Linked DNA regions of Mus musculus: region 2 is linked to region 1. Evidence: chromatin contacts called from ENCODE Hi-C or POLR2A ChIA-PET data. All regions are on one chromosome and are shown on one strand. The core of a region is the stretch at or near the end of the contact, and the rest is flanking DNA. Distances in the headings are between cores, read along the strand shown. Region 1 has its middle 4.4 kb from the start of Gm41359. Region 2 overlaps Csnk1e (casein kinase 1, epsilon).

Evidence for each region. Hi-C counts contacts between places; a loop is a spot of excess contacts on that map. ChIA-PET counts read pairs that join two places held with the same protein, here RNA polymerase II (POLR2A).
Region 2: a loop to region 1 is called in a map of heart, with 1.9 times the contacts of the local background. The contact joins two enhancer-like sites. A Hi-C loop is called at or near these places in 18 of 37 maps with a recorded cell type or tissue (Patski, T-helper 17 cell, adrenal gland and 4 more). POLR2A ChIA-PET finds 5 or more read pairs at or near these places in 5 of 5 experiments (Patski and embryonic stem cell).

Annotation. Positions count from the first base shown.
Region 1 is chr15:79,468,172-79,472,276 of GRCm38, reverse strand. No RefSeq gene overlaps it. Among named protein-coding and RNA genes, the nearest start is that of Gm41359, 4.4 kb to the right of the region's middle. Within about 2 kb of position 1,549, at least 1 of the 3 ENCODE cell types and tissues checked has a DNase peak (open chromatin) inside an H3K27ac peak, as active enhancers do; it is heart, where a contact is called at or near this core.
Region 2 is chr15:79,429,145-79,432,840 of GRCm38, reverse strand. Csnk1e (casein kinase 1, epsilon) reads left to right here. Exons shown (of 11, transcript NM_013767.6): 3 at 2,676-2,786; 4 at 2,981-3,129. Gm16059 (a long non-coding RNA gene) reads right to left here. Exons shown (of 3, transcript XR_003951551.1): 3 at 3,561-3,696. Among named protein-coding and RNA genes, the nearest start is that of Gm16059, 4.5 kb to the right of the region's middle. Within about 2 kb of position 2,085, at least 1 of the 3 ENCODE cell types and tissues checked has a DNase peak (open chromatin) inside an H3K27ac peak, as active enhancers do; it is heart, where a contact is called at or near this core.

The DNA.
Region 1 (4,105 bases), core at 300-2,799:
CACACCATATACCGCATGCATAAATCAATAAAAAAATCATAATTAAAACAAGATGGCTCAGCAGGTAAAAAACATCTGGTGCCATGTCTGACAATGTGAGTTTGATTCCAAGCAGATTGTATGGTGGAAGGAAAGAACTGAACCCCAAAGATTGTCTTCTGACCTGTGACACACGTGAGCACCCCAAAGGGAAATAAGTTGATTCTAGAAAAAAGACGAACAGAATGAGGGGTGCCGTCAGAACCCAGTTTCTGGAGATGGCTAAAGTGACCATCACAAGCCTGCTTTCGGATCCTCCAGAATGAAGCTAATGTGCCCTGGCCTCATCGGTCCCTACCAGCCAAGGTGGATGACGTGAGCAAACGCAGCAAGGTGGGAGGAGCGTTCAGGCAGTTCAAAGGAGGGCTAAAGACACTTGGCTGGGGGCAGGAGAGGCTTCAGAGAAGGTGATATCTGTGCTGGGCCTTAGGGAGCCAGGAGGATGTAGAATGCAGATGACATTGCACTGGGATCTTTAGGGTGAGGGGAGTTTGTCCAGAGCAGCCAGGTCTTGGGGAGGAGAGAAGAGGGAAGTGTTCCTTAGGGTGGCAGAAGTATGGATAAAGGATAATACAGGCTTTATTTGGAACTAGGGAAGTCATGCAAATATATGCAAAAATCATGCAAATGAGCCTGGCTGAATGGCCGGTAGGAAGAGGACCCAGCTGGTGATTTTGTTCCTCAAGTGTAGTCCAGAGCCACCTGTGACAAGCATCACCTGGAGAGCCCAATCCTGGTTGCCTGCCACCCCCAGACCTGCTGGGGCTGCAGCCCGTGTTTAAGGGAGCTCGCCAGGTGAGTGTTTATTTCCGCATCCATTTATTAAACATGCACATGGAAATGCATTATAATTATAACACATTAGGATCTACGCACATTACAATATATAATATAAACATTCAAACAGAAAAGCAAGCCTTCCTCCTCTGCATTCTCCGCCCCCGGGCCTCAGAGGCAACAACCAGTCCCAGTTCCAGAAGGTGTGTCCTTCTGGAAGCCGCTCTGCAGGCTCCCACGGAATCCAGCCTCTGGTCCCCGAAACCCACAGCTTCTCAGGAGTGTTAGAGCGAAGCCTCTGTGTCACTCTGAAGCCAAACTGTTACTCATTTGTGTCTTTGACCATTCATTCAGAATTTCTCAGGGGCTTGCGGACTGGCACACTTTTCTTGGGCAAGAAAGCTAGGGGTCCTGTTCCCGGGGAGTCCAGGTGGAGAGGGAGCCAAGTGAATACTTGCATAGGTAATGCCTGCTGATGGTTATAGCCCTGCAGCCCAGGTGCCCCAGCTCGGCTCGGCTGGGCTCGGCTGGGCTCGGCTCGGCTCAGCTCGGTTCGGTTCGGTTCGGTTCGGCTGGGCTAGGCTCTCACTCCACCTCCGGGAGTGTGGAGGTTTGAATGAGATGTCTCTTGTGGTCTCCAGCATTTGATACTTAGTTTCCAGTCGGTGCTGCTGTTAGGGGAGGCTTAGGAGGCGTGGCCATGTCAGAGGACGTCCTACATCACTTCCTGACTTTGAGAGTTTAAAAGACCCGCTACAGTGCCTAGTTTGCTCTCTGCTTGTTCAAGATGTGAGCGCCTAGCTTTCTGCTCCAGCCATGATGCCTGCCTGCTGCTGAGGTCCCACAGGTGACGGTGATGGTCTTTTCTCCTGCTGGACTCCTGGGCCCAGATACACCCTTCCTTCTCTAAGGTGTCTTTGGTCTCAGTCATGGTGTTTTATCGCAGCAAAAGAAGCAGAATTAATAAGATGGATAGTATCCCTATCTCCCGGGTCAGTTCTGCTGCGGGGCAAGATCTGCAGTCCACTACTGCAGAGTAGACTCTGCCGTCAGTCAATGCTCATTTCCTTCTTCAAGAGAAACAAGCCTTGGCTTCGGGCAGCGGCCATGGGGGTAGGGTGGGGTGGTGAGTTTGGCTCCAGTCAAAATGGAAAGAGAGAGGGAAGTTTCCTGACCATATGCCACTGAGTCGGGGATTCCCATGCTTTAAAGAGTCTAATCTGGGGCCTGGAGTGATGGCTCAGCAGTTAAGAGCACTGACTGCTGCTCTTCCAGAGGTTCTGAGTTCAAATCCCAGCAACCATATGGTGGCTCACAACCATCTGTAATGGAATCTGATGCCCTCTTCTGGTGTGCCTGAAGACAACTACAGTGTACTCATATAAATAAAAATAAATAAATCTCGGAGGAGGAGGAGGAGGAGGAGGAGGAGGAGGAGGAGGAGAAGGAGGAGGAGGAGGAGAAGGAGAAGGAGAAGGAGAAGGAGAAGGAGAAGGAGAAGGAGAAGGAGAAGGAGAAGGAGAAGGAGAAGGAGAAGGAGAAGGAGAAGGAGAAGGAGAAGGAGAAGGAGAAGAAGAAGAAGTGCTTATGCTGGGGACAGCTCTGTTCCCAAGACCCCTTCAGGTCTCTCATAACCACCCATAACTCCAATCCGACGCCCTCTTGTGGCCTCCGAGAGTATTTGCTTTCACGTGCACATATATACGATTAAAAACAAATAACTCTTTCAATAAAAGTCTAATTTTCCTGAACCAGGGCAAGACTACAGCTTGGTTTATAGAGTGTTTGTCCAGCACACCAGAAGCCAGATGAAGCAGTGCATACTTACAGTTGCTATGCTTAGAAGGGGTACCTGGAGGCACCAAGGTTCAAGGTCATTCTCTACTATATAAAAGGTTGTGATCAGCCTTCAACACATGAAATCCTGTCTCTAGAAGCAGGGCGTGGGGAGGAGGCTGGAGAGGTGGCTGGACTTACTGTTCTTGCACAGAACAAGAGTAGAGTTTGGTTCCAAGTGCCCATGTCAGGCAGTTCACAACTGCCAGTCACTGCAGCTCCAGGATGCCTGGTGCCATCTTCTGGCCTTGTGGGTACCTGCACACATGTGTGCATAACGCATGCATACACACAGACATAAATAACATAAATAAAATATCTTTTAAAAAATAAAAGCCTACTGCCAGATGTAATGGTGTGTGTCTTCAATCTCAGGAGTCAGGGGGCAGAGGAAGAGGGAGAGGCAGAGGCAGGCAGATCTCTGTGAGTTCAAGGCCAGCCTGGTTTACATGGTGTCTTAGTTAGGGTTTTACTGCTGTGAACAGACACTATGACCAAGGCAAGTCTTATAAAGGACAACATTTAATTGGGGCTGGCTTACAGGTTCAGAGGTTCAGTCCATTATCATCAAGGTGGGAGCATGGCAGCATCCAGGCAGGCATGGCACAGGAGGAGCTGAGAGTTCTATGTCTTCATCCAAAGGCTGCTAGTGGAAGACTGACTTTCAGGCAATTAGGGTGAGGATCTTATACCCACACCCACAGTGACACACCCATTCCAACCAGGTCACACCTATTCCAACAAGGCCACACCTTCAGATGGTGCCACTCCCTGGTCCAAGGATATACAAACCATCACACATGGTAAGCTCTGGGATATCCAGGGCTATATACAGAGAGATCCTATCTCAAAAAAAAAAAAAAAGGAAATTAAGTAATTAGTTAATTATTTAAAACTCCACCATAAAAATTCTAATTATTCCAACCCAAGGATTGGGAATGTGGCTCAACATTGGCTAGCATGCAAAAAGTTCCAGTATAGCACAGACAAACTTAGATACCCCTCCCAAACAACCAAAAACAACAACTTTTTATTGATTCTTTGTGAATTTCACATCATGTACCCCAATTCCACCCATCTCCCTGCCCCTTCATACTTGCAACCCACCCCCCCAAAAAAGAAAAAAAAAACTCATTGAAGAACCTGTAGTGTGTCCCACAGTCTACCCTTTTGTCCACCCTTCCTTGCTTGCAAATGTTCATTGCAATGGCTCCTTGATGTGGTTTGAGGCCTCTGGCTTCTGCTACTCTATCAATTCAGGAATCTCATTGGGACTCCTCTCGGATATCCTGTGTCATGAAGATCCTGTAGTTTTGGATCTGTAGGGCTAGCCCTTTATCACTCCAGCAGTGCATAGCTGGGGTAGACGTTGGGGTGGGCCAACTCAAAGCCCTGGATCTGGGCCTGTGAGGTATCTGAGCTGCTCAGCCTCCAGAACCCACACCATCAGGGT
Region 2 (3,696 bases), core at 836-3,335, 40 kb after region 1:
AGGCTACATGGTGAGGCCCTGCTTTAACAAAAAGTGCTAGGTGGTGGTACATATCTTTAAGCCCAGCAGTTGGAGGCCATCCTGGTCTACAAAGAGTTCAGAATAGCCAGGGCTGCACAGAGAATCTCTGTACAAAAAAAGAAAAATAACAACAAAAATAAATAAAAAAGAAAATGAGTTTATACCGCTTTTGCAGAGGACTTGCCTGGGTTTAGCTCTCGGTTCCCAGTACCTATGGTAGGTGACTCACCCTGCCTGTGACTACAGCTTCAGGGAAATCCAGGGCGATGCTCTGGCCTCTGTGGGCGCCTGCGCTCAAATCCATATGCTGCTCCCCCGAAACACACAAAGACTCCGTATGCGGCCTTGGCTGGCCTGGAACTTGCTATGTGGACCAGATCAAGCTCAACAGAGCTCTGCCCACCTCGGCTGGAGTTGGAGGTGTGTACCACCACACGTGGCAAAAAGATAGTTAAGGAATGTCGACCCATCTCCTAAGGTAGAGGTGCTGGTCAGAGCCGGGCAGTGGAAAGTCACCTCCCTAGCTGTGCAGGGAGAAGAGCCCAGTGGCCTTAGCCTGGCCTGAGAGAAACGTAAGCAGTGTGGGACTTGTGGCTGCGCTCGGCGAAACCATCTTCAGGGTCTGTCTGTCTTTTGTGTCTGGAGGAGGCTGCTCTCTCCCCTGTGGGGGCTGTCAGCTCACGTCCTCCATCCCATTTCCTGTCGGGTCTTTCCTGTCCACTAGCTGTTTGCCTGTGATAAGAATTGTGTGTTTTTCTTTCAACCTAATTTCTTGTGCTTTGGCCAGCATGAATGTTTTTGAAGGAGAGGGAACCTTTGACATGTTCCCCCTTATCCTTATTAGTATGTGTGTATGCTTGTGTTTGTGTGTGTGTGTGTGTGTGTGTGTGTGTGTGTGTGTGTAGGTCAGAGGACAACTTCTTGAGGTAGTTCTTTCCTTCTGTGTAGCTTCTGGGTATTGAACTCAGGTCATCAGGCTTGGCAGCAATCACCTTTACCTTCTGAGCCAGCTTGCCATCTCCTTGAGCAACACCTCCCCTCCCCCACCCGGACACACACACACACACACACACACACACCCCACACAGACACTCTTATACCCTTCTCTCTCCCTGTCTCTGTCTCTGTCTCTCTCTCAGAAAATATTAACATAGGTGCTTGAAGGGTTTGTTCATTTTTACATTTTATTTGGTGTGTGACATATGAGTGGAGGCCAGTTATCTCCATCTGAGACAGGATGTTAGCAAGTTCCAGGCCAGCCTGGGCTACGTGGTGAGGACTCAGCAGGTATGCAGTTGTGTGGCCCTTATTGCAATGCCGTCCTCTCCTCAGCTAAGTCTCAAACCTCCATCACTTCCAAGAGCAGCTCCTGCCTCTGGCCCCCAGCCCACTGCAACTCCAGACCTGCTTCCAGCCTCTGGCTTGCCTTGCCTTTCGTCCCTCTCCTCCCTCACCCTGTCCTCTCCTCCACACAGCCTCTAGGAACTACAGTTCTCTCAGCTTCTACAATGGCTCACCAGTTAAGAGCACTGGCTGTTCTTCTAAAGGACCAGGGTTCGGTTCCCAGCACCCACAAGGCAGCTTGCACCTGTCTGTGACTTCAGTTCTAGGATATCTGACATCCTCACAAACAGGAACAAGCAGGCAGATCACTATTGGGCATAGGATAGAAATAACTAAATCATAAAAACAAAAGCAAAACCAAAAACCAACCAACGAACCTACTTCTGACCCATCCTCTTCCTCCCTTCCAAACAGTGTCACACTCTATAGCCTAGGCTAGAAATCATTATGTAGCCCAGGCTGGCCTGAAATTCATGTGTAAACTTAGGTGACCTTGAACTCAGGAAGTTCTCTTGCTTCGACTCCCTCCATGTTAGGATTGCAGGTATGCACAGTGCCCAGGTTCTCTTGTGACTCCTGGAGCCACGGCCCCAGGCTGAGATCCAGGCCTTGGAGTGTGTAATTTCTGAGTTAGAACATCTTGCTTCCAGCGGTGAGAAACTGGGAGTGGGTGGGGGGAAAGCAGAGATGCAGACAGGCCCCTCATGCCCAGACTCAGACGCCTAGAGAGCTGGCTCCATGCTCTCTCCCTCGAGCTTGAAAATACCCTGGGGTCGAATGCTGGGGCTGCATTTGTGGCAGAGTGAGGGATTGGTTATTAGGCCCATTCCTTACTGCGCTACCCCACAGTTGGCAGTTGTCATGGGGTATCCCTGCCCCCTACAGCCCCCAGTGGGCCCCTGACCATTCTTCTCTGTGACCCTTCAGAGCCAACACACCCACTGACCCGCCAGTCGCTAGGATTAGGTTCAGTGCATCATGGTCCATCCTCGAACCCCCACAGGTGTCAGTCTGTCTGGGTGCACCTGACCTGTGGCCTCTAAGCCTCTTAGGGTGTGTCATCTCCTTCCCTTCCATATACTTGCCGTAGGCGCTCAGGGGGCCTCTGGAGTGCCCACCCACCCACCCACACACTCCCTGCTTCCTCTGTGACCAGCAACCCCTGGCTTCTTTCCAGTCTCATTGAGAGCTACTGATCCCCAGATAGCCTCAGGCCTGAGTTACAGCAACCTCAAATGCTGACTGGGTAGGCACCCGTGGTCCCCTGAGACTGACTGACCCTTGTCCTTTACCTCCTCTGACTCGGGCAGGTGCCAACATTGCCTCTGGTGAGGAAGTAGCCATCAAGCTCGAATGTGTGAAGACGAAACATCCCCAGCTCCACATCGAGAGCAAGTTCTACAAGATGATGCAGGGCGGAGGTGAGGCAGGGATGGTGCTGGGAGCGGGGGGGGGGGGGGGGGGGGGACAATGACTGAAGGACGGGAAGGAGCCCAAGGCTGGGGTGTGGGGATGGCACAAAAAATGGGGGGGGGGAGGCTGGTGGTCCGGGTGGAGAGCAGGAGAACATGCGTGGGAGTGACCACCGCTGACCGAGTCTCTCTCTCGGGCCCAGTGGGGATCCCGTCCATCAAGTGGTGCGGGGCTGAGGGAGACTATAACGTGATGGTCATGGAGCTGCTGGGGCCCAGCCTGGAGGACCTCTTCAACTTCTGTTCCCGGAAGTTCAGCCTCAAGACGGTGCTGTTGCTGGCCGACCAGATGGTGAGTCCCCACCCCTGCTGTTGTTCAGGGGACTCTCAGGTGACTTCTTCTGCCCTGTGAGACTCTCTAGTCTCTCAACCGGGATGCCGCTGGGCCCTGCATACCAACCCTGAGTCCCTCCTCCCAAGCTTGGGCCTGTTCCAGGGACCAGGAGACACTGAGGACCCATTGTGGAACCCAGAGAGTGCAGATTCCAGGCTGCTCTCTTTGCTCTTACTGTGATAACGCATGGGACCAGAAGCAGCTTATGGAGGAACTATTGATTTGGACTGAGGGTTCCAGAGAGGGGGCCCATAATAGTGGGGAAGGTCTGGTGGAGGGGCAGGGAGCAGAGAGGAAGCTGTAAGTGGGGGGAGACATTCAGTTCTCAAAGCCACCCCCCACACCCCACCCCCACCCACACACATAGATACAGACTTCCTCCACCAAGGCTGCCCCTATCCATAACCTCTCCAGTGTCGCCCATTAGAAACCCAGTGTTTAAGTGTCTGAGCTTCAGGAAGACATTGCTCATTTAAACCACCTTACCTGGCGAGTCACCCTCCTGGGAAGCTGGCAGCTGCCGAC